6 separate regions of the Mus musculus genome follow, and all the other regions are linked to region 6. Evidence: chromatin loops called from intact Hi-C (ENCODE). Cell type or tissue: heart. All regions are shown on one strand. Region 1 has its middle 7.1 kb from the start of Olfr368. Region 2 holds the start of Lhx6 (LIM homeobox protein 6). Region 3 has its middle 4.4 kb from the start of Ttll11. Region 4 has its middle 22 kb from the start of Gm39798. Region 5 has its middle 47 kb from the start of Ptgs1. Region 6 has its middle 17 kb from the start of Ptgs1.

Region 1 (5,000 bases), 1.1 Mb before region 6:
GCAGAATAAGCTCCCTGACCCGTTAACAAGTCAAAAGTTCAATCTCTCTGCTCTGGAGTCAAAGCAGCTGCGTTTGCTCGGGCCTGCGCTTGTGCAGCTTCGTGCCAAAGCGCTCTCCATTCCATATATTTGCCCATACTAGGGAGAGCGGCTTTTACAACCGTTTGCCAGTCAGCAGGAGTTAGTGCCATGCCGGCGAGCCTGTCTAACTGCACCAAGGTAAAATTAGCATTGGTTCCGTATTTACGGACCGACTCGGCAATTTCTTTAATTTGTAAGTATTCTACCGGAGCGTGGACACGCCCACCCTCGGCTCCTTCAAAGACCGGAAATGCCTGTTGTATTTTCCTTTGTTCCTCTCTGGGAATGAATGAGTCTGCGCACTGCCTCTCTGCGCACTGCCTCTCTGCGCATTGCTGACGCACTACGCAGGGCGGGGACTCCGCATAGGGCGGACCTTGAAGCCGACTGCCCTGAGGCCAATCAGCAAACTGGCCTTCGCCAGCCGCTTTTGGCTTTTTTCTTGACCAATTAGCTGGCTGGTAATGGGCTGCTTCTTCCTCCCAGTCTGTTTCCTCAGAGGAGAATTCTTCATCTGCTTCAGAACTACTAAGAGCTGGCTCCCCGAGCCCATCCAGCGATGAGCACAGGCTCCTTTTCCTAGAGACCTCCGCTAATTGATCTTTCTTCTTTTCCCTTTTTCCTCTTTTTCTTCTAATCTCTCTCCAGGTATTCCTACCTAACCTTAACTTTTCCTCGGGTTCAAGACCCTTGGAAAGGCCTGTATACTTATTTTGTGTACCATATTTCCTCTTTGCTCCTACTCTCTCTCCCCACTTTACTTCTGATAGCTTGTCCTGAATTTCATCTAGAATCCGCCCTATCTTAACCACTTGATAACATGTGAAAAGGAACAAAAGGGCTTCTAACACTAGAAAAAATTCAAGGCCAAATATACCTTGCAAAGCCATTTTCCACTTTACTTCTGATAGACTGTCTTGAATTTCCTTAGAAAGTTCAAGATCAGACTTACCTCGTAAAGCTGTACTCACTGGTACTCTCGTTCCCCAGCTGAAAAGTTCTGAATTCATACAGTTGAATCCTTCTTAACAGTCTGCTTTACGGGAACCTTTATTACCGCGACCCGCAGTTCTGGTTCTGGAATGAGGGATCTTCCTTGCGCCAGTCCCGAGTTTTTTCTCGTCCCGGAATTCGGCACCAATTGTTATTAGACGCGTTCTCACGACCGGCCAGGAAGAACACCACAGACCAGAATCTTCTGCGGCAAAGCTTTATTGCTTACATCTTCAGGAGCCAGAGTGCAAGAAGCAAGAGAGCAAGAAGCAAGAGAGAGAGAAAAAGAAACCCCGTCCCTCTTAAGGAGCATTCTCCTTCGCCTCGGACGTGTCACTCCCTGATTGGCTGCAGCCCATCGGCCGAGTTGACGTCACGGGGAAGGCAGAGCACAAGTAGTCATAAGATACCCTTGGCACATGCGCAGATTATTTGTTTACCACTTAGAACACAGCTGTCAGCGCCATCTTGTAACGGCGAATGTGGGCGCGGCTCCCAACAGATACTAGCCAAAAAAAGGTACAGAATACCCAAGATACAGTCCACAGAACTCAAAAAGGTCAACAAGCTGAAGGGCCCAAGTGAGGATGCCTCAGTCCCATTTGGATGGGAGAAAAAAGCAATCACAAGGTGGGAGGGAGAGGCCTGGGAGGGAAAGTGGACAGGGGCGGGGGGGGGGGGGAGAGGGGGAGAGGGGAACATGATGTGTTATTGGGTGGGGGAAAAGGGCTGAAGTCCTGAGGGCCAGCAGAAAGAATGGAAACAGGCCACCTGGGAGGTAGCAGGTTGGGGGAACCCTCCAGAATGTACCAGAGACCTGGGAGGTAAGAGACTCTCAGGAAACAAAGGAGAGACCTTAGATGAGATGCCCTACAGTGGGGAGAGGGAATTTGTAGAGTCCACCTCCAGCAGAAACTCAGGGCACCAACTGAGGGATGGGTTGCCATCCTACAGTCAAAATTCTGACCCATAATTGTTCCTGTCTTAAAGAACTGCAGGGATGAAAATTGGAGAGGAGCCTGAGGAAAAGAAGGTTCAGCGACAGGCCCAAAGTGGGATTAAGCTCAAGGGGAGGCCCCAAGGCCTGACAATATTACTGAGGCTGCGGAGAACTCACCAAAAGGGACCTATCATGACTGTCCTCCGAAAGATCCATAAAAATTTTAAAGGAAAAAAAAAAAATCCAAATCTTGCCAAATCACATGGAAGTGATGGTTATAACGGGCCATAGCCACATGGTGGCAGCAGAGGAGTGGCGATAAATGGTTCAGCCACTGTCTGATAACCAGTAGAGCCGACTGGGACTTCGGAGGCTTGAATGTGATATATTATTAATAATACCAGAGAATTTGTCCTTAGAAACAAGAGCAAGAAAACATTGACCTCACACACTTTAGACGATGAGCGAAAATAAAATGATATATGATGAATACCACATGCATACATTAACTGCAGACATGTTAGATTCTGGTCAGTTAAGGGTCCGTAGGAGAAACAGGAGAAGGGAGAGATGTCCCAACAGCAGTGATGTCTGACATCAGACATGTAGCTCCCTACACAAGAGCACCACAATATTTAGCTGAACTCCAATCCAATGACTCATTAGCCTGTGTTAGTGAGTGTGTGCAAATTGAAACTATGTGTCTGGGCAGTGCGTGAGAACTTTATATGAATTACATATTAAGTAATTCTCACAACAATTTCTGAGTGATATTGTCACAACTGTCTTTGATAAGCAATTTTCCCGAGGTCAATGGGCTAGCTAATAGTAAAGTCAAGAGTTAAATGTAGCAATCAAGACATAAATGCAGGAAAACACCATTATGAAGCCTGGTGCTTTGTATGCTAACTTAAAAATTATCTGAAAGGCTTAACTCATTGTTTTCCTGTGGTGATGCTGGAGATTAAACTCAGGGATCTCTGCCTGCCAAGCAAATGATTTGCCACAAAGTTATACCACTGGCCACACAGACTTAATGCAAAGGACAAAGGCAACCTCCTTCCTCCCTCCCCCCTCCCTCCCTCCCTCCCTCCCTGTATTTTAAATTGGATATTTTCTTTATTTACATTTCAAATGTTTTTCCCAGTTTCAGGTCTTCCCTTGGGAACTCTCCCCTCCCTCCCCCTCCCCTGCCTCTTTGAGGGTGCTCCCCCACTCACCCACCCACTCCTGTCTTCCTGCCCTGGCATTTCCCAACATGGGAGTATTGAACAAAAGGTAACTTCTTTCAGTGATTCTTTTTTCCCTGTCTAAATCTCATTCTTGAAATTCAGGGCAGTTCTGTGACTGGAGCTTTGAAAGGAGAGGAGCTAAGTTGTAGGATGTGGGAGGAGAAGCTGAGACAACTTTGCAAAGGAGTTAATGACTTCTAGCTTTTTCCTTGTTATTCTCTAAAGGGGAAAAAAGTAAAAGAAAACCCAATGAAGGACCTCTCTACCTGTCCTAGTTAGGTTTCTATTGTTGAGATAAACACCATGAACAAAAGCAGTTTGGGAAGGAAAGAGTTTCTGTCAGCTTACAGTTGCAGTACACCACTAAGGGAGATCAGGACAGGAACTCAAGCCAGAAACCAGGAGGCAGGAACTGAAGCAGAGGCCGTGGTGGAAGGCTGCTTGCTCTACATGATTTGCTCAGACAGTTTTCTTCTACTACCCAGTTTACCTGCCTGGGGGATGGTCCTACTCACAGTGGGTTGGGTCCTCCCACATCAGTTATTAATCAAGAAAATGTCCCACAGGCTAATGTAATGGAGGCATTACTCAACTGATGTTCCCTCTTCCCAGATGACTTTAGCTTGTGTCATGTCAGCACACTATTTTACTGTTTTCCTATTCTTCTTCCATTGGTTAGTGAGGATCCTCTGGTTTTGGCTCCCTCTAGAGCTTTTCTTTAATTTCCAACCATGTCCTACCTCTAAGAAGGGAAGAAAATAAAAGTGACTGTGTAGGATGGAGGTGAAATTTGCTGGAGTTTAAGTTGGTCTTTGTCAACATTCAGATATATGAAGCTGTATGCAGAAATAGCCATATGTGTTCACAAGCCCACATGTACAGGCATGCAGGTGTGTGTAGATTCTGTTTGGTTTCCACAAATACACAGGCATGAAATATGAACCCAGAGTGTGCACTTACATCCAAATTAGCAGATGAACGAGCCAAAATCCTGTATAATTGTGCACACACTGGTTGCATATAATCAAATAGTAGCATTTCGAATTTAAATTTTAGATAGTGGCAACCACTCACACATTTCTGTTCACAGTGGTGCATAGAATCATGCACAGCTATTGTGGCCCATGATGCACATTCACATTTTATTGGCTGCCTGTTCTTTGCATGCCATCTATGGTGGGCCTATTCGTGTACACACAATCAAACCCAATGCCTTCTTTGATCACACAATCGTTCCCTCTTGCAGAGCCCACAGCTTCTGCAGCTTTGCCTCTTCTTACATACACTGCATTTGCATAGGCCCACAGTAGATCAGAGATGCTTCACCATAGAAGGGTCTGTTTTTATCCAACTGTCTTTTTGCCCTTAATGACACCAATGTGTAGCTACCATGATGAAAAAAAAAATCACAGCTTCATAAACAATGGACACCCTTGAACTCATGCATAGGATTTGCATATGACCACCCTCAGGAAGACAGAATACCACAATCTGAAACTTGTTTTTTTGTCCCTGAAGTGTACCCAGTGCCTTCCACACATCACAGGATGGAACGGTAGCAGGAGTCAGAGAGAGCTTGTCAGGGAAGGATCTACAGAGGGACTGACGGACCATACTTTGGGCTTGAGACCTTGGGAGCACCTTAGTTTCTATTTGGAGGCAACATCCACTTTCCTCAGGCCTGTATTCCTGGAGCAGGAGGCTGCTTTTCTCTGGGACTAGTTACCCTTCCTCTTACGAAGCCCAATTTGATG
Region 2 (5,000 bases), 110 kb after region 6:
TCTCCGGGCCACTTAGAGGAGAGGAGGGAAAAGAAGAGAAGGGGAGAGGGGAGGAGAGCCCAGGGGAGAGGGAGAACCAGACAGTATTGTTGCTATTCCATATTTGCCCATGAGCCAGAAGGCAGATGCAGGCTTTTGGCAAACTATGGAATGTGTGTGTGTGTGTGCGTGTGTGTGTGTGTGTGTGTGTGCATGTGTGTGTGTGTGTGCGTGTGTGTGTGTGTGTGTGTGTGTGTGTGTGTATGTTGTGTGTGTGTTGTGTGTGTGTGTGTGTGTTATGTGTGTGTGTGCACATGCTTACCATGAGTGGTCACGGTCATGGGTATAGCCCAGAAATCAAGGTCATAAGCTCCAGTATATGAATCCAGTTTTAGTTCTCGGTTCAGGCCATTATTAGTCATGGGGCACTATGACGGATATGATTTCTTTAAACATCAGGTTAAAATAGGTAGCATGGGTACCAATAGGGTATGCTGCCTCACAGAGAAAACTGAGATCACGACTCTAATATGCTTAGCATTCTAATGCCAGGCTGGGATTAAAGCACCCAAGAATAGAAGTGTGTATGTGTACATTTGTGTGCATGTACACACCTCACCTGCTCTCCACCGTGGATCTGCTCTCTTTAGTATAAAAGACTGGTTCAGAACCTGTGTGCCCAAGAGCAATAAAGGACTGCAATGCAAGGGCTGATGCCATTAGCTGGGGTTGTGTCTGCCTGAAGAGCAGATATATATCTCTAAGGAGTGGGAGGTGGGTTTTCAGTATTGCAGTCGTGTATAGACATTGTCCATGTGTGCTTCTGGCCATGCCTAATTGTGCAGACAGAGACTGACACCTGGGAACGATGTTCTTTGCAAAGGTGTGTGTTGCTTCCCCTTGAGCCTGGCGCCTGGCTCATCACCTATAAGAATGCAGTGCATAGTAAGAGATGCCTCATAACAGAGGTTATACAGGGTTTGGAGCTCCATAGGAACTTGGCCTCTCCTGAGTACGGCTGTGTGTACAAGTGTAAGCGTGATTTGAGGGGGTGCTGTTTACATCTGTAAATGAGGGCAGTTAGGGAGGGGTGGTCTGTGTGGTGGGTGGGTAGCTCTATGCAGGACTAGGTCTAAGTCTGAGTGTGCACAGTGTTTTAGAAGAAGACACACATTTACACACTTCTCTGGCATAGTTGGTGTTTGAGGAAGAAGGCTGAGGCTATAAATGTCAGTGTTTGTCAGTGTCAGACCTTTGAGTTTGAGAGTTCTCTGTTTGGGGCTTGTGCCTGCTATCTAAATGTCTGGGTCTTTGCCTTTCCCTAACTCTCATCATCCTTAGAGTCCTATAGTACGTAGAAAGTATGATTAGGTAAATCTTGAAGTGGAAGTGGATGTCCCAAGTAATTCATTCCAAAAGAACCAAGGGACCTACCCTCCCACTCTCACTAGCACAGGCTCCCCTGCCCCCAGCCCTGTTCAGCCTTTAGAAGCTGGTGCAAGCTCCGGTTGTCATGAAGCAGGGATATTTTTGCAGGAGTTTGAGGGGTGTGTCGAAGTCTAGGACCTGAAGGATTGGTGTGAGCAGGTGACCATTTGCGACACAAATATACCAGGCTCAGCACTACATCAACAGAACGTGGCTTCATGTGGAATCCAGCCTTGTAGATGGGCTGACCACGGATTCCTCTCGCACCTATTAACGTTGTGTGAGGGCGGCAGTGGGTGCCCTTGAGGGAGGGGCGGCAGAAGGAGCTGTGAGGATATGTGCCCCGCCAGTGTCTTTGTATGTTAGCATGTTCCAAGAGTCTCCCTGTAGCGCCTAGTTTCAGTGTGTCTCTCTGTGTGTGTATGTCTCTGAGTCTCTGCCTCCTTTGGAGTGTCTCGCTCTTCTTAGCGGGGAGGGGATTGGTCACGCATGACTCATCTTGAACGGAGCGGGGCTCCAGCGGCAGGGCGGTCGTCGCCGCAGCTGGAAGGGGAGGAGGACAACGAGGAGGGAGAACAGGAGGAGGAAGAGGAGGAGGAGGAAGAGGAGGAGGAGGCGGCAGCCGCAGAAGCAGCTGCAGGGACCTCTCCAAGTTTGTCGGGACCTTCTTCAGAGGCAGTGGTGCTGGCAGCCAGGGAGGCCAGGACTGCGCTCAGGCCGGGGGCGGGGAGCTGGGGCTGGGCCCGGGGCGGCGGGGCCGGAGCCTCGGTTCTCCAGCTCTCCCAGCAGCCTCTGCCCCCAGGACGCCCGAGGCCCCACTCTGCGCCTCTCTTCGCACTGCGCGCCCACCGAGCCCTCCCGCTCCCGGGCCCATGTACTGGAAGCATGAGAGCGCCGCCCCGGCGCTGCCCGAGGGCTGCCGGTTGCCGGCGGAGGGCGGCCCCACCACCGACCAGGTGAGCAAGCAGGCGAGTGGGTGAGCGTCGGGGATCCTGGGGCCAGCGGGAGCCGGGATTCAACCGGGCCGGGTCGGGTGGCGGGCGGCAGCAGGAAGGAGGGGTGCTGAGTGAGCCCGGGAGAGTGTGTCTGCAAGTGTGTGAGCGTGCGAGCGGGCAGGCGGGGGTGGGGGGTCGCGGAAAGCGGGAACACATTATGCAAATGTTGGAGGAATTTCTCAAAAAGCGATTTAGCAAAGACATAGGCGAATCAAGAGGAGGCGAGGCCAGTATTGTCCGTCTGAATAGACGCTGATAGCGCCGATGCGCCAGAGGTTGTGCCGGCGCAACGCTGAGGATCTCGATGAGGGGCCGGTCCCGGGAGCTCCAAGAGTCTGGAGGGTTCTCTTTCCTCCTCCAAGAGGCCTCTCTTTTCTCTTTTTGGCCTCATTTCACTCGCCGATCTCGCCCTCTTTGGCTTGGGGCTTCCCTTGAACTGGCCCTCCAAAGGCGTTTGAATCGGTGTCAATATCCCCGCTTCAATTTCCCGGCGCGCGTCGAGCGGGCGGATGCTCCTAGCGCTCTGGGTTTTATTTTCTCAACCACCACCACCACTACCACCACCACCACCCCCATCTCCTTTTTATTTTCTTTCTTTCTCTCTTTTCTCCTTTTTGCATTTTGTACCGAGAGTAGGAGAAGGGAGGGGGCGGAGGGAGAAAAAAATTCGATTTTTAATTACTACCATTAAAAAATCAAATTTGCAATTCTTTGGGCGGCCTGATGGATCTCACTGATTGACAGTTGGAATTGACACTCTGGCTACCTCTTATCTTGGGCATTCACGACAATTTCTAATTGCAGGTAGTTTGTGTGTGTGCGCGTGTTTTTTTTCCCCCTCAGAGGCTTGGATTGCAAAGGAACTAAGCGATTACTTCAAGAGCCACGGGTTAAGTGCAGGGAGAGGGGGAGAGAGAGGGAAAAAAACCCAATCCAAATTCAAATTGCTTCATTAGAGAGACACCGCTTTTGTGGGGAAGGGCTTTAAATGCCCACTACAAAGTTAGGACTCATTGTTCAGCGCCGGTTTATATAACAGGCGAGGGGAGGCGCTGGGCTCTGACAGCTCCGAGCCAGTTCAGCAGCCGCCGTCGCCTGCATTCCCTCCCCCTCCCCCAGGTGATGGCCCAGCCAGGGTCCGGCTGCAAAGCGACCACCCGCTGTCTCGAAGGGACCGCTCCGCCTGCCATGGTGAGTCCTTTCGGTCCTGCTTTCGGCCCCGAGTCCCCCCAACAGCACAGGCCAGGGCTTCTGGCTCAGCCTTCCGGCTACCAACCTCTACCCCTGCGCTGGAAAACTGCCGATAGGAGCCGCCTCTCGTTGAGCCTTGGTTTTTCTGGCCTGGAATGTGAGCTTTGGCTGCTTCCTGCACCCAGGATGCGCTGTGTTAAAAGTTGGGGGCCGTCCCTTCTTCTCCAATAGGTCCTTTCATTCTTGTACTCCAGCCTAGGGCGCGACATCCCTGGCACATTTCGGTGTCAGTCGGTGCGCGAGGAAACCAGATTCAACTCTGAGTACTCGGCTAAGCGCTTCGCTGTTCCTCTCTCCCATTTCAGGCTCAGTCAGACGCAGAGGCCTTGGCAGGCGCTCTGGACAAGGACGAAGGTAGAGCCTCCCCATGTACGCCCAGCACACCGTCTGTCTGCTCGCCGCCCTCTGCTGCCTCTTCCGTGCCGTCTGCCGGCAAGAATATCTGCTCCAGTTGCGGTCTGGAGATCCTGGACCGGTATCTGCTCAAGGTGAGTCAGGGTAGGTGTGCCTGCTTGCCCACGGGTGTGGTTTGCAGCCCCAAGAGCTGTAGGGAAGCAATGACCTTGCCAGGTCCATTTTCCTCGGCCTCCCAATCCAACCGCTAACCGATCGCGCAGCTTTGGGCAAGTGTTCCCAAACAGGAGGTCTCCTTTTGCCCCGGTTCCAACAAGAGAATGCAAGGCTGTATCTCAATTTCCTTGAGCCTCTCTGTATTATAGAAGAAAAGTAGGGAAGCCATACGCCCCTTCTGAGCTTCAGTGTCTCTCTGTCTCTGCAAATGAGGCTGGGGAGGCTGGGGGCGGGCGTGAAAGAGGCCCGCGCCAAGCCGACCCCCACCTCTGCCCCCTCCCCAGGTCAACAACCTCATCTGGCACGTGCGGTGCCTCGAGTGCTCCGTGTGTCGCACATCGCTGAGGCAGCAGAATAGCTGCTACATCAAGAACAAGGAGATCTACTGCAAGATGGACTACTTCAGGTAGGCAGCGGCCATCCCGCCAGCAAGCGCTGGAGCATGAACGCCTTGCACACGCGTGCCTAGGCCACTTGTGTGGCCTGTGCTCTCCAATTCCTGAGCCCTGCTGTTCAGAGTGCACAACGCGGCTCAGCGCACTGGCCCGGCCCTCCTACTCAGCACGTCTTACACAGAAGGGAGCGCCAGTCTCAGCCTGAGTTCTGGCGGGGGATCTGCCTCGGGTTCCTCCGATCTGACAGGCGCTGGCCACGGGTCTGGTTCCATCTCTGGTCTTTTCTGGCCCCGAGCACCAGTGTGTTCTGTTGAGCTCTGATGTCCGAGGCTCTGGCCCGGATCATTCGGATCCCGGTAACCATCCCGTTCCATCTCTAGTA
Region 3 (5,000 bases), 230 kb after region 6:
AGCCTTGTGTTCTCAGACTCTTTAAACTGTATTCTTCCTGCCTACTCTCCACAGTGCTTGGAATTAAGGAGGAAGCTGCCACATCCAGCAAATTCCTCTTACTTCAGGCTTACCTTTTTATCTCTGTCTCTAGTTTTGTTTCTAGGAGCTGTAAACTCCAGAACTGGGAATCAAGGGTTTAATTTAAAATTCTTGTCGTGTGTGTGTGTGTGTGTGTGTGTGTGTGTGTGTGTGGCTGGGGAATAGGACCCAGTGTCTCTCACACACTTGGCTCCATAACCCGGGTCGAATTAGGGGCACGACTTGCCTCACTTCTATAGTGTTCAGATGGACATGGGCGATCTGTGGCAAAAAGAAAAGAACAAAATAGGAGCCTCACAACCTAAGACGGCCCCTCCCCATTCCAGTGCTGGCCCTGCCCATGCAGCACCCCACCCTCACTGCAATCCTTGGAGGATATGGGAGACTGAGCCACAAACAGAAGACTCCAACCTCATCTGGCTTTCCTCGGCAAGCTCCAACTCCATGCCAAGCCCTGCCACTCAGGTTGGAGTCCCAGGACTAAGGAGCACTGTCCTTCCCCTCTCCAGTTCCTGGCTCCGCTACTTTAGAACTATGTGAGTCACCTCTGTTACCTGGTACCGATCTGGCTGGTCAGTATTTTCTTTACCTGCAACCTGGACACGTTCACTGGGGGCATGGACATGCTGACTGGTCTTGTAGCAGACTCTGATGATGCTGGACCACAGTTTTAAGGCCTGGCAAGTGAATAGCATTTCCTCGAGGTGCCACGCCTGCTCAGTGGTTTCCTCAATCAATGTATTCCGGTCCTGGCAAAGTACAGGTTGGCCAACAGCTTTGAGAAGATGAAATCTTTGGTCGGTGAGAGGGCAAAGCAGAAGAGGCTGAGACCTGACGCCTGTGTCACCTAGTTGAGAACCAGAGCCTGCTGAGACTGAGTGCACAACTGAGAACCAGAGGTTTAGCAATTAACACCTGTGGCCATGTGGTGCCTAAACTCTCAGATCTCGCTATGCCTCCTTTTCTCAGGTGAGGTCACAGATCTGAAGAGGAAATCACGGGCATGATGGAAGTGCTAAGAATGTGCTACGTCCTTCCTGTTGCTCTTACAGAAACAGGCCCCTTCCTAGACCTCCCTAGAGCAAGTATCAGACCTTCTGTGGTTCTGTTTTCTACTTTCTTTTCCCGTCTGTGTCCTCTCGGGGTCCTCAGGAGACTTTCTGGGACAGAAACCCCAACTGGAACCCCCTGGTAACCTTCTGAGATGAAGGGAAACCAGACTCCAAGTTAATAACTCCAGGCTCATCTTTCTGACAAGGAACCTCGAAGAAGAGCAGGAGAAGTAGGTGCTGATGGCTGGAAATGGTTACTAGAGAGGGGGCAGGATTGTCTGGGCTCCTAGAGACTCTCCCAGAAAGGGTCCATGGCCTCAGGACAGAAAGCAGTGCCATGGCATCCCAAATTGACTGCACTTTCCCAAGCATAATCCTAGGATGAGTGAACCTTGAAAAGGCTGAGTCGTTGTGGGGGGCAGTTAGGAGGAGATGGAGTCCTGTGTGGGCTAGAAGTCTGGGAGGTTCCTGAAGAGTCACTGCTCAGTCCAAGTCAGAAGGCTAAAGATGCTGGGTGCTGGTTGTCAGTGAAGGATGGTGGCCAGGAGGTGTCGGCTGTAGCATGCACCAAGGTGGAGAAGGAAGCAGGCAAAACCAAACCTTTTCTCTGGTGCCTTCTTATATTCCAGCTTCCTGGTAGAGAGTGTGGCCAGCATTCAGCGTGGCTCTTCCCACTCTAATTAAACTAATCAAGATAATTCCTTACAGATGCTCCCAGAGGCATCCTTCTTGGTGATGCTAGATCTGATTTTAGAGATCATCAAGTAGAGTCTACCTAGTGGACCATTAATTAACCATCACAATGAGTGTGGACTTCCTGTTTGCCTCATACTTCATCCTTCTGGAAAAGAAACCTGACGGGTCAGCCTCACTTAAAACCCTCTCGGTGACATCAATACCGTGCAGAGGGGCTTGTTTGGAGCCTGGCTGCAAGCCTCACCAGTCCTTACCATCCCCCACTCACCCCACCCGCCCCCCCCAAACTCTCTTCCATCCCTATTCAACACCTGGGGACTTCTTGACCCTATTGTTTCTGACAGGCTTTCCAGCTTTTATCTCTATCCCCTCCCCAGGAGCCTTCCTCCTATCAAAGCTCACAGGATTCAGGGATAGGAAGAGCCATGATGAAGGTCCCACCGTTGTGGACTTTTGCATTGCTCATTCTCACATCAAGTAGATAGTGGACAGCGTGGGTCCTTAAAATGTGACTTCGTTTAAATTTTGCTTTATTTTAAACATTATGTCAGGTGTCCTAAGAAGAAGAGCTTTTATATCTGGGCCTTAACGAGCTTTTAACTAAGTCTGGAATTTAAGGTGCTTAACAAAATAGATGTGTTAATACAGCGAAGGGGGTGGGTGTACCAGGCGGAAGATCACAAATTGCAAAAGTCTAGCTTGTGTGCTTTTGTGCAGGGACAGACTGTTCAGTGTACAGGTTACTGTGCCCGCCTTCTCCGTCCATACAAAGTCGAGAGTCGAACGCCACCTGGTGGCAGATCTTGACAATAACAGGAAAAAAAGTAGCTCCCATGCCTCCTCCCTAGACAACTTCTTCCTGGTTTCCTCCAGAAATGGATCTGCTGTTACAGGTCCCTGATATAACAATAGTCAAGTTTACCTAAAAATTGATTTTCCAGTTAGCAAAGGAATTTCATGCTTGTTGCAAAAAAAATAAATTGGAAAACAGAAAAGAATAAAGAAGAAATATGACTCACTTAATGGTCACAGCCCAGAATAATCACTATTAGGATTTGGAAATATTAACTTCCGGTGTTTTTTCTCTTATTACGTTCTTTTCATAGATAAGAATAACAATAACTCGTGTTCTTACATCTTCTATATACACATTTCAGGTGCTGCAAGCCAACCCGGAGTTAGAATCGTATCATTGCCGTTACTGTCTTGAGTTCTCTGAGCAGCGATTTCTTTCACCATCTGTGAAACATGGCTCCCAGAACTGTCCCCAGGATGACCAGGCATCTGCAGCGATCAGTTCAGTCCTTGTCATAGATCTGTTACTAGCCAATAACAGGTTATAATGTGAAGCTTTGTCTTTTCTGATTCCTCAAAGCAATCTGTAGAAGTAGAATTGACTTGGGGGTGGGTTCAGGGGCACGGAGAGCCACAAGATGGCTACAGGTTTCCAGAACGGAAAGGAAAGATTCAAGCAAGATTTTGTGTTTCCAGCGCTGCAGCTGTTCCCATTTCTCTCTAAATTCTTTCAGTCCCTCTTTATGTTGGGCAGTTTTTAAACACGGTAATTACAGTGCTCTCGCCGGTTCCTATGATGTTACATCACTGGCATTTTTCTCTAGGGCTAAAGCTGTCACAGACAGCATTTACCAAATTAACTTAGCTGCTTCCTCAGTGTGGAATAACTGAACCATGTAGAATTTCATTCATTCATTCATTCATTCATTCATTCACTCATCCATCCATCCATCCATCCATCCAACCATACATACATACATACATACATACATACATACATACATACATACAATAGTTACTGAGTACATCCTCTCTGCCAGGTCACTGTACCCCTCATTTCTGGCTCCAAGACTGGCAAGACAGACATGAAAACAGACAAGCAAAGCTCCCACCTTGGAGTCATGAGGTCCCTTACCCTGACCTGCTCTTTGCTCTCAGCAGTCACAGTGGACGCTGCTCCTGGATGCACTTCCTATGGGGCTGGAATGTTCATTTACATATTCTGGGGGCTTCCAGAGAAGTGAGAGGTATTTCCAGTGCTGTCCAAAGCCCAATTGGGCCCTTTGTGCCCTGTTCTTTTTTCCCCCCATGCTTGGGTTTCATCTGGTCCAGTCAGCTTCCCTGCTCCCTTGCATGCACAGCACTGCATCTCTTCCTTATCCTTTTCCTCGGTGAGTTCCTGCAGCATCTGCAGCAGGGGCAGGGGTGTCCTCGGCTGGTGGACAGAGCCTCTGTGACTGTGTCTCAGTGGGCAGAGCCTGTGCTTGGTTTCTTCCTCACTGGCTCTGGCCATGGCTTATGCCATGGCCACGCCATCTAACTATGCCTGCCCCATTCTCAAGATTCAGCGTATAGTTCATGTCTGATGTAGAGCCTGGCTTTTAATTCTCAGGAAACTCATTTGGTCTCATGCTTCATCTTTATTTTTCTCTCTTCCATAATTATCTCACCGGGTGAGGTCGGCTTTAAATTGAAGGACCAGAGCCATCTCAGCGGACTGAAAGCTGAAGATGTGGGCAGAGCTGGAAGGACACGTGGGAAGCCCCAGAGGCAGAAGAGATTACGACTGTATAAGCAAGCGGCTATCGCTATGTGGGCCGCTCTTTTCAGATGTGATAAGCTGTAAATAATTTGTTACTGCATCCACAGTGCTCTTTGTGGATCACATTTTCTGGTCTTTTCTAGAGAGAAATCAGTTCAAATCTGTCCTTGCCTAGACTGATGGGGAGGCTGAGATGATTTCTCTGTGAAGTGGCAGTCAGGATGTGGTAGAGGGTTATCATGCACACCATCAGTACAGACTGTAGCTACTTCTGCCGGAGGGCACTGAGTAAAGTTCCCCAAAAGACAGCTACCAAGATGACTCTGAGTTTCCTAGGCAGAGACACTAAGGAAGGGTACATCTAGGCAGAGGGAACAGTGTGTACAAAGTCACAGAAGCAAAGAGAGGATGTGATTCCAGAAAAGAGGGTAGAAAGAGACAACTAATGTTTGAAATTTATCAAGAGAGGTTGTGCAAGTAGAGGATGTTTCTATGCTTGGAGAGCGCAGCTCCAGCTGCGGTATGAATGGACAGGAGTGTAATGGAGACAGATGGTACTCATTGGGAGGCTGCTGCAGCAGCTCGGAGAAAAGGCAGAGGCTGACCTGACACAA
Region 4 (5,000 bases), 210 kb after region 6:
GGGTTCATAGATTTCTGGGCCTTAGGAGAGAGCGGGAGAGGGGGGCAGTAAGGGGGATGGCTGTTTCGCTCCCCTCCCCCACGAGGCACATCCCAAGACTTTGAAGGTCCCTCTCTGCCTGGCGCCTCCAGTAAGTAGTCACCCTATCCTTCCAGCGTGCAAGCATCCTTCTCAGCATAGCTAACCCATCCTTCTCTTCTCCAGGCAGGAGACAGTTTGCTCCCAGTAGCGCTGTTTCCAAGCATAGCCTGATATAGCTACTAGCATAGTACACTCATGTCTTTTCTTCAGCTCTGACCTGAGAGGCTCCCAGCGCTGACTGAGTCACCAGGAGTCCTGGTGTAAGGCTCAGGGCAGAGAAAACCAATAAACCCTCTGCCATGTGGGCACATGCTCACTCTTCACTTGCACGGTTGGGGCTTGGTGGGCTGGAATGGGCGTGAGACTGGGGAAAAATGCCTTGAACCCCCAACCTATATGGATCCCACCAACCAGGTCAACCTGGACTCTAGCCAATGACAAGAATGGCTTTCTTAAGATCCACCATTGCTCTGATCCAGTGCCCGAGGCCTGGAAGTAGTAAGACTCGATCAGATGTGTCCAATTTCTCTTTTGAAGATAATCTTTTGCCCACGCTGGCTCAAACTCTGTACGACGTAGCCAAGGATGGCCTTGAATTTTAGTTTCAACAATCAAGAGCTAGAGTTAGAGGTAGGTCCCACCAATGTTCACACCATAGCGGGTGAATACTCTACCAAGGGGGCTGTGCCCCCTTAAAATATAATTTTTGCTTATTCATGTGTATGATGAGTTTTTGTTCATCATGTGTATGCAGCTGCTCCAGGAGGCCAGAGGACACCCAATCCCTTGGAACTGGAATCACCGGCAGGCAACCTTGAGCCACCTGGTGGGTGTCTCAAAGGACTCCGGTCCTTTGAGAGAGCAATGAGCATTTCTAACTGCCGAGCCATTTCTCCAGCTGTCCATCCTATTGACATTGCCATATAACATTGTCATCAACAAAGGCCATGCACAAAATCATAGAACTGAGTCACAGAATAAAATAACCATAGCAACCACCTCCTCCAAACTCCTTCATACTGTTTTAAAGAAGTTTATAATTTTGGGTTGAGCAGAATACATAGCTCTCTTGACCACGTACGGCCTATGGTCCAGAGTTGGAACACATTTGAAAATGACGGTTTTACAGGTTCTGAGCTCCATCCTGCTCAGACGTCCCCGAGATGACCAACATTCCCTTTCCTGGTGGTTGGGTGTGAAGGCACTGATGTGAGCAATGGATACCACAAACATCCTAACCCACCAGGAGACACACAAAGTAACTTCCACCCCCCACCCCCCCACACGCATCCCTGATTCTCCTCGAAAGACCTCAGTACCAAGACACAAAGACAGGCCTTCCCAAAGGCCGTGAGTGGGGCAGCACTGCCCTCTGGTGGTTTTTCTGGACTTCTGCTATATTCAGACTGGCTTCCCAGAACTACAAAGGAGCCTGTTGGTACCCAGGCAACATCTATTCCTTTCATTTCAATTCTCTGCTGCCTTCCCCCTCAACCCCCCAGGACTAGAACTTGTCTTTAGCAACACCCATTCAGGAGGAGGGCTCCCATCCTAGAGAAGTTATGTGGGTTCAATATCTGGTTCCTAGCTTATCGAGGGGCGATTGGATCACAAGAGTGCTAATTGCGTAAGTGAACTAGTATAAATGTAACTTTATAGTTAAGTGGTCTGTTATAAGCTAGGGCATGGTTGGAAGAGCGGGCCACTGGGGGTGCACTTTTGAAAGGCACATCTTGTCCCTGACCCATTCTGCCTCTCTGCTTCTTGGCCACCATGATGTGAGCTGCCTTCTTTCTCCATACCCTTCCATCATGATGCTTCAGCTCTGTCTCGGCCTACAGCAGCCGAGGCAGCTGACCATAGACCAAATCCATGTGCCGCAACAAATCCTTTGTCCACGGAGTGGTTTGTCGCTTTCAGATCCTTTGTCACAGTGATAAAAAGTGACTGATATAGATCTGGAAGGCAAGTGACATCAGGCCTGGAAAAGTCTGACAGGTGCCTGGAGACTGTGAGAAGTCCCTCAGGTGGAGCTCTGAGAGTCTCTGAGCACTGAAGATGTTGGTGTTCACCCCACACCATGCATCGAAGGGTACTTCATCGTAAAACTGAGCACATGTGCTACAAAAATCCGCCAACTCATAGACGCTGACATCTTTGATGCTCCCGGTCTGAAAGTTCGATGTGACACCTGGCTGCTTGGTGATCCATCTTCCAATGTAAGCAAGAACAGTAGGCCATTGGCTAAGGAAACACCTGCAGGCAAGGACAAAGAGACCTGGAAGACCAGAGACAGCTGAGCAGGACCCTCCAGGGAGGTAGGGGACAATCTAGGAGGCCAAGGACAGAGAGAGTTTCAAGAGAGCCATGTCAATAATAAGAGAACAAGAGAAAAGGACCTGCGGTGGCTGGGTGTGACTTTTTGAGCCCTGAAATTGGTACTTAGCAATTACTCAGCAAGTCTAAGCTGATCCATCTTTCAGGTTTGCCAGTCTAGGGGGGGGAATGGCCTTGGGTGAGGACATTTGGCTGACTTTTGTCTTTCAGGACATTTCAGAGTAGGAAAAGGGAAAAAGGACCCTAGGGCAGAAGTGAGGAGAGTTTTCCAGGGAAGAGATAGAGGCCAACACTGGATGCAGCTCAAACAGGCTGCAGTTTACCCTATGACCACTAGAGGGAAGCAAAAAGCAGGTCCAGCCTTGACCCAGGCTTCTTCATCTAAGGACTGGGTGGGCCTGTTTCTTTTCTGAGAGGTGAAACAGCCGAACACCAAGATATTTCAAACACTTTACTCTGCAGTTCTTACCCCCACACTGCAATCAAAGGCACAGTTAGTATGGACAAGAACAGAGCCTGTGGGCAAGCTGAGGGAGAGGGAGACCAGACAGTCCCACAAGATCTGGCTAAACCTGTGGGGGATCATCGCCTTTAAAGATGCCTCAGGCTTCCCTACTGAGTGCTGGGGAAGTGCCCTCCACTCCCAGCATTCCCTGTGATGGATGAGTCCATGCTGCTGCTGTCTCTGGGCCCCAAGACACATCCGAACAACCAAGAGTTTACTTCCCCAGCAACCCCATGTGTCTGAGGTACCCTGCCCTATCCTTGGGTACCTCCTAGAGTTGCCTGTGCATTCTCTGATGCCTGCTGAGGACAGCGGCAATACCATGGGTCAGGATGAGTAGTCCTGACCATGGCCGTGTGATCAGACCTTCAGAGAAGCTGTTGTCTGGGCGCCTCACTAGAGATGAAGGAAAGGATGGGCTCTTCTTCCTGTGTCTGCCAAAGCAAGCCTTAGTTGATCAGAAATGGCAGGGTTGTCTAGAGCCAGAGTGTCTGCAGGGAGAGATGATTCCTGCCCGGAGGACAGAATTTTCCCCAGAGAGACAAAGCACAGAGAAGCCCAGGTAGAAGGTCAGGACAGCAGTGAGTGGACAGTTGGCTAGTACCAGATTTCCTGTGGTGTTACCCTGAACCAGTAGATAGCCCTCTCCAGCCTTTGCAGGGAAACACATCCAGGATTCTGGATAGCATTTCACAGACTCTGGAGAGCTTTAGGATTGGTATGCAGAAGGCCAACCTTGGGCCACCCAAGTGGCCATGAGGCCCAATCCTTCTCTTACAACACACTATGGTTCCAGATTTGGGGGTGATCTAACTCAGTCGGGTCTTGATACCACCATTTTGGTTTGGGAATTAGAAGGGCTAGCCTTAGGACTGTAATCACAAGAGTGTAGTCACTTCTTCCCAAGTGCCACCAGGCAAGTACACTCCTGTCCCTGAGCAGACATTTTCCACCCATGGCCAGGCCTTCAGAGTCACCAGTTTCCACTCACCCTTCTGGGACCCAGGCCGAGTTGGACCTCATGTCTCCCTGACAGTTGCTCTAAGCTTGTGCCTGTGGGAGCTGCTGAAGGGAGCTGGTGGGAACCGACTCCTGTGAGTCCCTGACGCAGTACTCAGCCAAGCTTTGTGAAGCACTCAGAAGGCCTAGCCTGCTGAGGTGTGATGGGTGCCCGTCCCCCATCCAACAGCTCACCTGCTCACTCGTGTTCTCACAGAAGCCTCTGCCTCCTGCATCTACTGCTCTGGGGTCTAAACCGAAGACTCTGCAGCCCAATTGAGCTGCTTCACTGATAGGCGAGAGGCTGAGCAGCCCTGGGCCATGGCTGAGGAGCTGGTGGCAAGTTTTCTAAAGGAAAACCCTTAACTGGGGCTGGCTGACAGTTTCAGAGATTTAGTTCATTATCACCATGAAGCAGCATGCAGTCCAACATGGTGCTGGAGGAGCTAAGAGCTCTAGATCTTGATCTGAGCAAGACCACACCCAGTCCAACAATTCCACACCCCCTAACAGGGCCACTCCCTATGGCCAAGCATTTAAACACATGGGTCTATGGGGGGTCATACCTATTCAAAGCACCACAGGTGCCCAGAGCTGAGGCTAGCCAGGGAATCCCATACCACAGATAAGAGTAGTGCAGCTCAAGGCTGAGTCCACTCTATGCAGCTCTGTCCTCTTAAGAGGAGAAGGGGCAGCTAGCATAGAAATCGCAGGGCAGAGTTATGACCACACCTCCTGCAGGATATGGACAGACCCAGGTGAGGAGCATCAGGTGTAAGCTCTCTGTGAACCATTAGGGCCAACTGTTACCCATAGGGTAGCTTTCCAGCCCTGCCCAGCCCTGCAGAGTCCTTGAGCAGTCAGAGCGGTCTCTGGCCTTGGCCTTTGAAGGTAGAGGGCTCCATTTGGACCCTAATCACAGAGTCAACCGAGTAGGAAGGAGCCTGGGTCACAAGCCAGGCATCTGCCCTGAATCACTTGGGCCACGCTGGCTGTGCTGAAGAGGGCGCCCACACTGCCTGGCCAGACAACCCATTCCTCCTCTGATCATCTTCACACCTCTCACCAGACCGGCACT
Region 5 (5,000 bases), 63 kb before region 6:
GTTTTCCTTTATATTTCTTTTATATTTCCAAGTTGCCATGGTCATGGTGTCTCTCCCTAGCTAAGATGGGTGTCTTTGTTCTGTTTGTTCTGGAGCTTTCAGGTGTGCTGTTAAGCTGCTAGTGAGGAACAATTACACAACTTTACAAACGGGTTTGTACTGGACAGTGTAAACATTCCTAGGCACTGCCCTTGCTAGTGAAGACATTCATGCCACATCTCCAGCAGAACTGAAGAAGTTGACTAAAAAGAAAGACCCAAAGGAAGTCTTTGATTATAGTGAAACACAATAACCAATGTTGGGCCACAAATCACCACAACTGAGGAGTCCTCATTCATCTAAGTTTTCACTGTCTGTGGTTTTGGTACAGAGACTGTTTTAGATAAAAAAACAGTTCATACACTTGAGATGATGTAACATGATAAGTAATGTGATGAGATCTGCTGTCCTACTCCATCCTGTCCAAAGCATGACTCATCACTCTGTCCAGCAGAGCCACGCTTGTATACATTTCCCACCCACTAGTCACTCAGTAATGCCCTTGGTTATCAGATACAGACATACTGTCGTGATATCACAGTGCTTGTACTCAGATAACCCTTGTCTTTCGTAACAATGGCCCCAACATGCATGAGTCATTTTTGTGATATGTCAAAGAGAAGTTGTAAAGTGTTCTTAACTTTGGGGTTCTGAACTTTGGTACAGATATTATGTGGGGGGAAAAACATAGAATGAATAGATAGATAGAGATGATAGATAGATAGATAGATAGATAGATAGATAGATAGATAGATAGATAGATAGATAGCATTTTAGTTTGAGTCCCAGTGGTTTTCTTATTTTATTTTATTTTGTTTTGTTCATTGACCTTGGGTTTGTGCCATAAGCCCTCAATCACTGAGCTAAATCCCCAAACTTGTTTAAGTAGCATTTGATTCAGTTTCAGTCATCCACTAGGGATCTCAGAATGTAGTTCATACGGATAAGAGTGGAGACTACTTAAGATTAATGCTATAAGCCAAGGTTTGAGATACAACTGGGTACCAAGGTATAAGGCACAGGGATAACTAGGTTCACTGGGGTTTGCTCCTTCAACTGAGACAAATGGGGAACAACACAAATCAATATTCATGCAATGTCTGATGCCCAAGAAGGAAATATTGGCAAGACATTATTGTCACATACCAATAATTATTTTTCCCCTGAAACTTCCAAAACAGTTGGGATACTTGGACTGGATTGCATTGGTAATTGAGTAGCAATATCTTGGGAGCATAGTTCAGTTTTGGATCATGAAGTACACTCGAATTAGACTGGCACTATAAGTGTTCTTGGCAGCAACACTCATGACAGCATATACCATGCTGGTAGTCTGTTGTGCTAAATGGAACTTGGGAGGTTGGGAATTTGATTTTTTTAATCAAAATATTTATATTTTGATGTTTTTGAGTGTTACTGTGACATGCAAAGTTACAAGAAGAGAAAAATGCCCAATGAAATATGATAACAAGAGTGCACAAAATAGAACCTTTCTATTACCTGAACTATAAAGTATATTCGCTTTTTAAATAGTAAAGGGGATATCACTTTGGTTATCCATTTAATGTAAAATAATTTCTGATTCAAGTGCCAAATCAACAATAGAAGACTGATTAATGTTTCTAGATTCTATCTAAGTAAAAAAAAAAAAAATGGACTGCCTGGATCTACTTCCTATATGAACTAAGAAGAATAATGAAGCCACTCATTCATTAGAGACTGAATCATATTTCTGTGGTGAGTACTAATTACTTTTCTCATCCAACCTCAACTTCTTTCACTGCATTAATTAATACTGTCACCGAGCAAGAAAATCTTCTTAAATATCCACTTTATGCAACACATTCCATCTCTTAGGGATAGAGAATCACACGCAGAATCTGTTCAATGACAATGGTAAAACATACTATTTTCAACATGCCAGATGCTGTATTGAATAATTTATGTTCATCAGTACATTTACCTTCCATACCACCCCACTAAACTGTACAAGAGAAATGACAGAATCAACAAGAAGTAAAATAATATGTTTAAGATCCATATGGTGAATAAGGAACTAGGATTCAAACTCGGATCCTAGAGTTTGTGCTCTTAAACCCTTTTGCTAGGTTACCTTCCAAAATATAAACTAAAGCATACTTCTGAATTCCTTATTACTCAGATTTCCTAACAATGCTAGGCATGAGTATAGCTTGGAAATGTGGATTGTCTTCGTTAGCATTCTCTCTGTGCCTGAACTTCCTATGTGAATTTCAAAGGGAAAGTAGTCTAAGTTGATTGTTATTTTCAAAATGTCCTAACCAAGCCATGAAGCAATTGACTATAAAGCAGATGGAGTACAAAACAGACCCTTTCATTCTAACAATGCCTAGCTTGGAAGAAATGGTTTAGTATAAGATCACTCTTATTTAATGATACTATTTAGAGCTCATGTTTATTGCTGACTCTCTGCTACCTAGAAGCCTCATCCATCTGCAACTCTAGCTCTGTATATTATTGAATGTGAATTCACATGAACACAGTTACTGTCCCAGAGCCCTTCTCCTATCTTCTGATGTTATTAACTTTTCTCTTCTTTCCCAGAGCCCTTCTCCTATCTTCTGATGTTATTAACTTTTCTCTTCTTTGGGCGTTCACGCCATATATTACATCAAGTAAAAAACTTTCCTGAAGAATTGCTGTTGTACTCAAGCTAGCCACTAGAGGGTGGCCTTTTCCAAGAAACTGGCTGAACTTGGCACTTGGCCCAGAAATACAATGAAAGGGTATTTGGATGGATTACAAGCTTTGCTAGACTGACTCAGCATCTTGTTTGTCAATAACTCAGGATAAGAAAACGTATGCCCCTTACCAAAGAGCAATCATCAAAATAGATAGCTTTAGCATCTGTTACTTAAACAGCAGTAGCCTGAAGTGTTGTAGGCTCAGGCAAGAGGAGGCCCTTATGAGACTACTTCAGCATAGGCAGGATGACGGATAAACATGGATTTCTTGCTACTCCCTCATAAGGTCTTCGAAGGGAATTCTGGCTCTCTACAGTGCTCTGGGTTTGAATTCATTAAGGATCATCATTGGATTAGCCCCATGGAGTTAGCATATAACATGAGTTAGCATATAATATACTTATCCCTTAGAGCATGAAGGACAGCCATGACCCTAGATTATGTGGAGCCTAGAATTTTGTTAAGCAACTGCTAGTTATGGAAAATGCATGGGTAATAAGAAAACAGCATTTTTGTTGGTAAGGTTAGGAAATTGCCATGAATTTAATCACTAATATGTTCCCTCTACAATGGGCTATGATGGAAAACAGAATTTGTAGGCTGTTTCCATCTATTTTCTGTTCTTATAATGGAACAGCACAGACTGGATGATTACTAAAAGGACAAAATGTGTGTCTCACAGTTGTACAAGCTATGAAGACAAGACAAAATGAAGACATCCGTGCTTAGTGAAGACTTTGTGTGCTGGCATGGAAAAAAAGACACCACACACTCAGCTCTAATCTTCTCTTAATCCCATAATAAGGGCCCCACCCTCATTACTTCATCTCCTTCTAATGAAAATGCCCTACCTCCAAATACCACCAACCTACTGAGTGTTAAATTTCCACTATATGAAATTTTAGGGAATATATTCGACTCATGACATAAGCTGAGTCAGAATGTTAGTGAAGGCAGAGATTTGTGATGTTCGCCTGAGTAAGAAGTTATCTTGAGACAAACTGTAATCTCTAGCTGATGTAATTTTCACAAGTATGTGTTAGTTAAAATTAAAAAAAAAAAAAACTAAACTTAACTTGAAGGTATTTGCAACTCAATGCTGCTGTCAAGAATTCCTTCTTTAAATGGGAGTGACCACAGAGGAAAAAAAGAGAGTGGAGAAATGCAACTGGGGAAAAAAAAAGCAAAAAAGAAACATATAAAGAATGCAGTCATGTTTCCACAGAATCCATGGACGGGTTCCCAACTTGCCATTAGATGAAACACTCTTAGGTTCTCTTTGTTGTTGCTTTGTTTACTTTTTTGATATTATAATTTGATTTGTCTATTTTGTGAAGCAAATACTATAGAAATGACCTAGTTGAGAATTAATTTGGAGACATGGTGGCTTGTGTGTGTGATTCCCTCATGTAGAAGGCTAAGGAAGAATTGTCATGAGTTTGAAATCAGTCTGTGTATATAGTGAGTTTCAGGATAGTTTGAGCTACAGTGTAAGACTGTCTGGAAGAGAAAAAGTAAGTCCAAAATGTGGTTGGTGGTTTGAGTGTGAAGTATCCTTCACAAGTTCATGTTTTGGAACACATAGTACATGCAACAAGTACAATTTTGGACATTTTTGGAGTGTGGTGGTTTGAATAAGAATAATCTCCACAGGCTCATATATTTGAATGCTGAGTCGCCAGGGAATGGCACTAATTGTTAAAGGACAGGAAATGAGTGTGAGGGAGATGCTGAAGTGTAGTTCCCCACAACTGATGGCTTCTGGTTAAGGTATGGGAAGAGAAGGGCTCAGTTCTATTTTCAGGGCAGGCTACTGAGAGTTTTACCATGCTCCAGTGATGTATAGACAGCACAAAGAGGACTTGGTTGGTTGGTTGGTTGGTTGGCTGGTTGGTTGGTTAGTTGGTTTTTCTTTTCCTACTAATTTTTGTTTTCTACTTCTTTGATGGGGTGAAGGATATGGAGAGACTGGGAGGGGACTGTGATCATGGTACATGATGTGAAACTCCCAGAAAATTGATGGAAGTGTTATATAGAAAAAGAAGAAAAAGAGTTACACTGGGGGTGACCTTTGAGGTTCCAAAAGCCCAAGCCACCAGACCCAGTCTCTCTGTTTCTGTCTCTGTCTGTCTCTGTGTCTCTCTCTGTCTGTCTCTGTGTCTCTCTCTGCCTGTCTCTATCTGTCTCTGTCTCTCTGTGTGTCTCTCTCTTTCTCTCTCTCTCTCTCTCTCTGTCTCT
Region 6 (5,000 bases):
TGGTACATTGCTTCCTGTCTTCCTGTGCCTCACGGCCCTTTAGAGACAGGCGAGCTGCCGCCAAGCCCCTTTCAAGAGGCCATTCAGGAGCCAGAGTCCTGCCTGGCTCTTCCCATGTGCCCGTGGGAGATTCGCCTGTGAGCTTCTCTACCATGGAGGTAATTAGGCACACAAGATCTAAATGAGAAACAAGATAGCACACAGGCTTGGCCCTGAACCTAGAGCGCAGCTACTAGCTGAGTCTGCGTGCTTAAGGAGGTAACAGGCTCTTGATTAGACCTGTGCCTTCTGCATTCAGATCCTTTTCCAGATCTGGTTTTTAAGTTCCATTCTGTAGTGAGGAATTAAAAATTAACTTAATAACTGGCTGCCTAATGTTTACTCTGTCTGAGCACCAGGATAGGAAAGAACAGGATTGACAACGGCTTGCCCCTCTCAGACAACTGACAAGGCTGTGGAGATGATAGGAGGGGCAGAAACATACAGAAAAGGCGCCTAGCTTACCCCTAATGCTCTTCCCGGAGAAAGCAGCATGTGCAAAGGCCCTGGGGTTGCAGAGAGGGGCCTCTGGGAAGTAGATGGGAACTGTGTAATAATGGCTAAGACTCTACCAATGCATATAAGCTGCACGACATTCTACATTCTAGGTACAGCTGTGTAGTATGGGCTTGACTTCACCCTAAGGCTTCTGGGAAGCTCTCTGGACCTTGTAGATACTATGTCTCCTCAGAACAGAAGGATGTGACTCAGGGTGGGCTAACCACACTTCTATTGTCTTAGAGTGGGGGACTGGCCATGGGAGAAACCAAGTGCATAGCTTAAGTCATGGGGCTTTGCGTCAGGCAACATCCCTCAGTCTGGAGACAGAGAACGAATGTGGGGACACCAGCTGGCCCCTCAGTGACGCCATGCAAATCATCTCTGAACTTGGAAGCGCAGGTGAACTTGATCTCCCAGCCACACTCCATGCAGACTACCACATCCTTGCTCAGCACATCCAGACATGACCCTCATTCAGCATAACTTATTAGATGGAATTTCTTCCCACCCTAAAGAGAACCCCCTGAAGGAGACACAGTTGCCTTTGTTTTGTAGAGTAGGGCACTGAGTCAAGCAACCTGACTGAGGTCACAGAGCACCTAATAACAAAAGTGGGCTCTGAATGTGGGAGTCAGGAACTGGAACGTGGGCCTGGACCACTATGAGGTACTGCCCAGCCAGGGCTGCCTGCAGGGAGCAGGGGAAGATGGGCCTGGAGCTGAGCTGGTCTTACAAGATGGATGGCAGGAGATGCATTCCATAGCTGCCTAACAGGTCTGGGGTCCCCAGAAAATAACCACACAATCACAAGTATTTCAGCAGGGCAGTAAGTTTGATTTGTGCAGAGGGTGCATCCAGTGTGGGTCCTGCTGGTGCAAATGGGGTCCACCTCACATCCTTACATAATGGCTCTCTTAAAGTGTCACAGCCGACAATCGGGATGTGATTTTTGAGCACCTAGTACACATATTTTTCATTTCAAGAAGTGCTGACCTTGGGGCTAGAAACATGGCTTCCAGAACCTTCACAGAGAGACCCAACCACCCGAAACTCTAGTCCTAAGGGATCTGACGCCCTCTTCTGGCCTTCCTGGGCATCAGGAGCACGGACAAGCTTTAGGCAAAACACTCACACACATAACAAACACAAACCCAAATTAAGAAAAGAAGTGCTGACATGGAAGGAATTTGACTTTCTGCCAAGTAGCTTCTCTCCATTTGTTTTTAAATGAAATGTGTCTTGTTTAACCCTTGGATAGAAAAGATACTGAGTTTCTCTTTTACATTTTCCACACAGTCTGGATTTGAAATGCAGAGAAAGGAAGAACAGATTATGAACTTCAGGCTTCTGCACACACAGCCAGGGTTCTGAATACCCATGCCTAGGAAAAACAAAACGCAAGCCACGTGACAGAGTCGATACCTCAGTAAAAGTCCTTAGTGCAACATTGCAGGGGAAACTCCCCTACACAGGACAGTATTCCGAAGTGACCACCAGGTGGCAGCATAGGCCACCTTTTTCGTGTCTGCTCAGGCAAGGCAGGCTGGAAAAGGAGGTTTCCTGCTAGCCAGGCTGGAGAAACCACTGGTACAACTGGAATAGGACCTCTGCCAGGGCCTCTAGGAAACAAATTCCTGCATGCACAGAGTCCAAAGGGCCCGGTGGAAAAGGCACGAGAAGTGGACTCCCACACGGCTTAGCCAGAGCAGGTGTCCTATGCGGTGAGGCTTGTTAGGAAATTTACATTTTCACCTCTAAGAACTGTAACCTGGAAACAGATTTTGAGACATTTTGTTGTCTGAGTCACCCCCAACTCTACCCATGGTGTAAAACTGAGACCAGTTTTACACTGGCATGGCCTGCTATTGCTGGAGTGGAATTGGGGAACCTGCTTGAGCAGCCTGAAACCGTTCTCTTACCTGCCTTCATCCTTATCACTCCCTTGCCTTGGCCACTCACCCAGCCACCACCAGGCCATCTGTGCACATCCTTAGCATTTCCAGGGGAACTCTCTCCTGCCCCTCTCCCACCCCCTTGAGTGAAACCCCCCTAACATCAGCCCTTGGAGGCGTCCCAGGAAAGGCTTCCCGATCCCCTCCCCCACACTGTCCTGTTATTTGCATCTCAGCCGTGCAGCAGGTACCAAGCACTTGGAACAAGCAGAACCTGAGTGTCCAGAGCAGGGGACTATGCTCGACTGCCCGAGGGTGGCTTGCCCGGGCTCCCCCAAGTGGAAGCCCCGCAAAGAGACCAGGGCAAATGGAAATGTGCGGCTTCTGAGATCACTGTTAATGCAGAGGTGGTAACAGACAGCCTGTTAGCTCATCACAGGTCACATACAGGAAACCTCCCTGGCTGTCTGTACATTCACTGAGCACTTACTATCTGTGGGCACTGTTCCAGGCCTTGTGATCAGCATGAGGAAGACAGAGGGGTGGGGCTGAATTCCAGACAATGTGCACCCAGGGACAACGCTTCATCAGCTCGCCCTGCCATACCCCTGTGACCGTGCCAGGCTGCTTACAGAGGCAATGATTAGCACTACGGCCAGCACACACTGGAGTCCGTTCACTTTGGTGACAGGAGGAAATGACATGCTGCTGCCAGTCCCTCAGAAAAGGCACCGCAGAGGCACAAAAAGACAGAAGGGGCCAGCAAGATGAATCAGCGGGCAAAGGTGCTTGCCACCAAGCCTGACAATCCGAGTCCAATCCCCAGACTCCATAGAGCAGCAGAAGGCTACTCCTGCAAATTGTCCTCTACACACACACACACACACACACACACACACGTGGAGGAAAAAAATCACACACACACACACGTGGAGGAAAAAAATATTTTGGAAAAAAATCAAGAAAGTGGGTTTTCAAACTATGTTCTTCAAAACTAGGGATCTGCAGGACTGTCCAGGGCCACCACCAGGGGACAGGGGACTCAAGCATCAGCCCCTTCCTTGCCACCTTCCACCTTTGCTAGTCACAAATCCATCCTGGGCTTCTCAGGTTGGCTCTTGTTTGAAGAAGAATCCTGCTGGCTCAGGAAAGGCAAGAGGTTTGGCCAGAGTCACACAGTCGGTCGGTCGAATGGAAAGCCAAGGCAGACAACAATCAGAACCTGAGGTCAGAGATCAGCCTGGAGCTCCCAAGTCAGGGCCAGAGACAGTAGAACACAGGTAGAACAGGAAGCCGCAGAAACAGGAGCCTGAAACCAAAGGAGGATGAAGTTGTCATGATGTGGGATCTGGAGGTCAGAGGCAAAGGTTCAAGGTCACATCCCACTGTCAGAGGTCAATGAGAGCCATTCCCGTATCAGGGCTGCATCCAGTTGGTATTCACTGAGCATATATGTGTGGGCATAGAAACTATAATCCATGGTCATGAGCAAAGCAAAGCCTTTGCTCTCCCTCAGCTACCTGGAGTGCAAGGTAAACAGAAGAAATAACTGCTAGCCATCTAAGCAGAAGGAAGGACTGCCTGTAGGTGGGCTGGTTCCTATGGGGTGGTCAAGGAGGGCCTCCCTGAGGAGGTGACATTTGAGCTCCAGTCTGTCTGAACCTGGGCCAGCTGCTCAGCTCCTACCCTGAAAGCCAGCAGATCCACTCTGGAAGGAGAGGATGCCAGAGGGGCAGGAAGTCTGGCCCCCTGTAACCATATCCCCAGGAAGGAGGAAGCCTGGACTTCGCTTTCAGCAGCCCTATTCATCAAGGCCCAGCTCTAACCTCAGGCAGTACCCAAGGCTCTGCCTGGGGAGGAGGCAGGGAGGGAGAGAGGGAAGAGGGAGGGAGGGTAGCAGGGAGAGAGCCCTGGATTCCCTTGCAGACAATAAATGCTTCCAGGTTCCCGGGAGCATTTTTCGGGTCACTGCCGCATCTGATCTCAATTACCCTCGGTGTAGGGTTCCCGGGTGGGGGGCAGGGGTGGAGAGGAGCCGGTTCCTCCATGATCAGAATCTCTAGGCCCAGCCAACCAAGGCACTTCAGGATAGGTCCCCAACATGTCAGTAGGCGGGAGACAGAATCGCCAAAGAGAGGTCCAGGTCCAACTGTGCGTGGAGGTCATCTTACTTCACAACCATTTTGCTGTGTGACCTCAGCCATTTACTGGACATCCCTGGGCCTCTGATTCTTGGGAATTCGGTAACAGTGTGCAGCTGGTTCACCCTCATAGTTAATTAGTTATGAATTTATTAATCAATAATTAAATAATTATTAATTAATTACCACCCTCACTAATACCTAGACTAGTGTTAATCGAATCTACTACAACACTCAGCCACAAAGGTCTTAGGCACACAAGAGAGAAGGCCCCTGGGATTGCCAAACTTCTGAGCTAGCAAGACTTTGTGACTGGCAACCTTAAGGCAATATCATCTTCTCCCAGGCCTCAGTTTCCCCATCCATCACAGTGCTGGTGGGTAAAAATCTGCCCAGGAGAGGGTCCTTCAGGATCTAATGTAGGAAG

The links. Hi-C counts contacts between places; a loop is a spot of excess contacts. Peaks named below come from ENCODE experiments on the same cell type or tissue, not always from the same donor. Only the 100,000 strongest peaks of a DNase experiment are listed, where the experiment ranks them.
Region 1: it touches region 6 in a loop (4-fold over the local background); 8 of 42 quality-filtered maps call a loop at or near these places.
Region 2: it touches region 6 in a loop (2.6-fold over the local background); 8 of 42 quality-filtered maps call a loop at or near these places.
Region 3: it touches region 6 in a loop (6-fold over the local background); 5 of 42 quality-filtered maps call a loop at or near these places.
Region 4: a loop joins it to region 6, with 14 times the contacts of the local background. A loop is called at or near these places in 40 of 42 quality-filtered maps.
Region 5: it touches region 6 in a loop (7-fold over the local background); 23 of 42 quality-filtered maps call a loop at or near these places.

What each region holds. Positions count from the first base shown.
Region 1 is chr2:37,336,317-37,341,316 of GRCm38, reverse strand. No RefSeq gene overlaps it. Among named protein-coding and RNA genes, the nearest start is that of Olfr368, 7.1 kb to the right of the region's middle. In heart, a CTCF peak has its summit at 2,312 (motif pointing right); no DNase peak of the experiment used is centred here.
Region 2 is chr2:36,102,487-36,107,486 of GRCm38, reverse strand. Lhx6 (LIM homeobox protein 6) reads left to right here and starts at 3,427. Exons shown (of 9, transcript NM_001083126.1): 1 at 3,427-3,593; 2 at 3,959-4,141; 3 at 4,508-4,629. The coding sequence starts at 3,525. In heart, no CTCF peak of the experiment used is centred here; a DNase peak (open chromatin) is centred at 1,946; H3K4me3 peaks cover 3,513 bases; H3K27ac peaks cover 347 bases; H3K27me3 peaks cover 4,924 bases.
Region 3 is chr2:35,981,699-35,986,698 of GRCm38, reverse strand. No RefSeq gene overlaps it. Among named protein-coding and RNA genes, the nearest start is that of Ttll11, 4.4 kb to the right of the region's middle. In heart, a CTCF peak has its summit at 2,632 (motif pointing left); a DNase peak (open chromatin) is centred at 2,605; H3K27me3 peaks cover 4,130 bases.
Region 4 is chr2:36,006,021-36,011,020 of GRCm38, reverse strand. No RefSeq gene overlaps it. Among named protein-coding and RNA genes, the nearest start is that of Gm39798, 22 kb to the left of the region's middle. In heart, CTCF peaks have their summits at 1,263, 1,468 (motif pointing left) and 2,753 (motif pointing right); a DNase peak (open chromatin) is centred at 2,777; H3K4me3 peaks cover 268 bases; H3K27me3 peaks cover 1,946 bases.
Region 5 is chr2:36,274,497-36,279,496 of GRCm38, reverse strand. No RefSeq gene overlaps it. Among named protein-coding and RNA genes, the nearest start is that of Ptgs1, 47 kb to the right of the region's middle. In heart, a CTCF peak has its summit at 2,744 (motif pointing right); no DNase peak of the experiment used is centred here.
Region 6 is chr2:36,211,266-36,216,265 of GRCm38, reverse strand. No RefSeq gene overlaps it. Among named protein-coding and RNA genes, the nearest start is that of Ptgs1, 17 kb to the left of the region's middle. In heart, CTCF peaks have their summits at 1,808, 2,007 (motif pointing right) and 2,772 (motif pointing left); DNase peaks (open chromatin) are centred at 2,095 and 3,015; H3K4me3 peaks cover 447 bases; H3K27ac peaks cover 921 bases; H3K27me3 peaks cover 1,409 bases.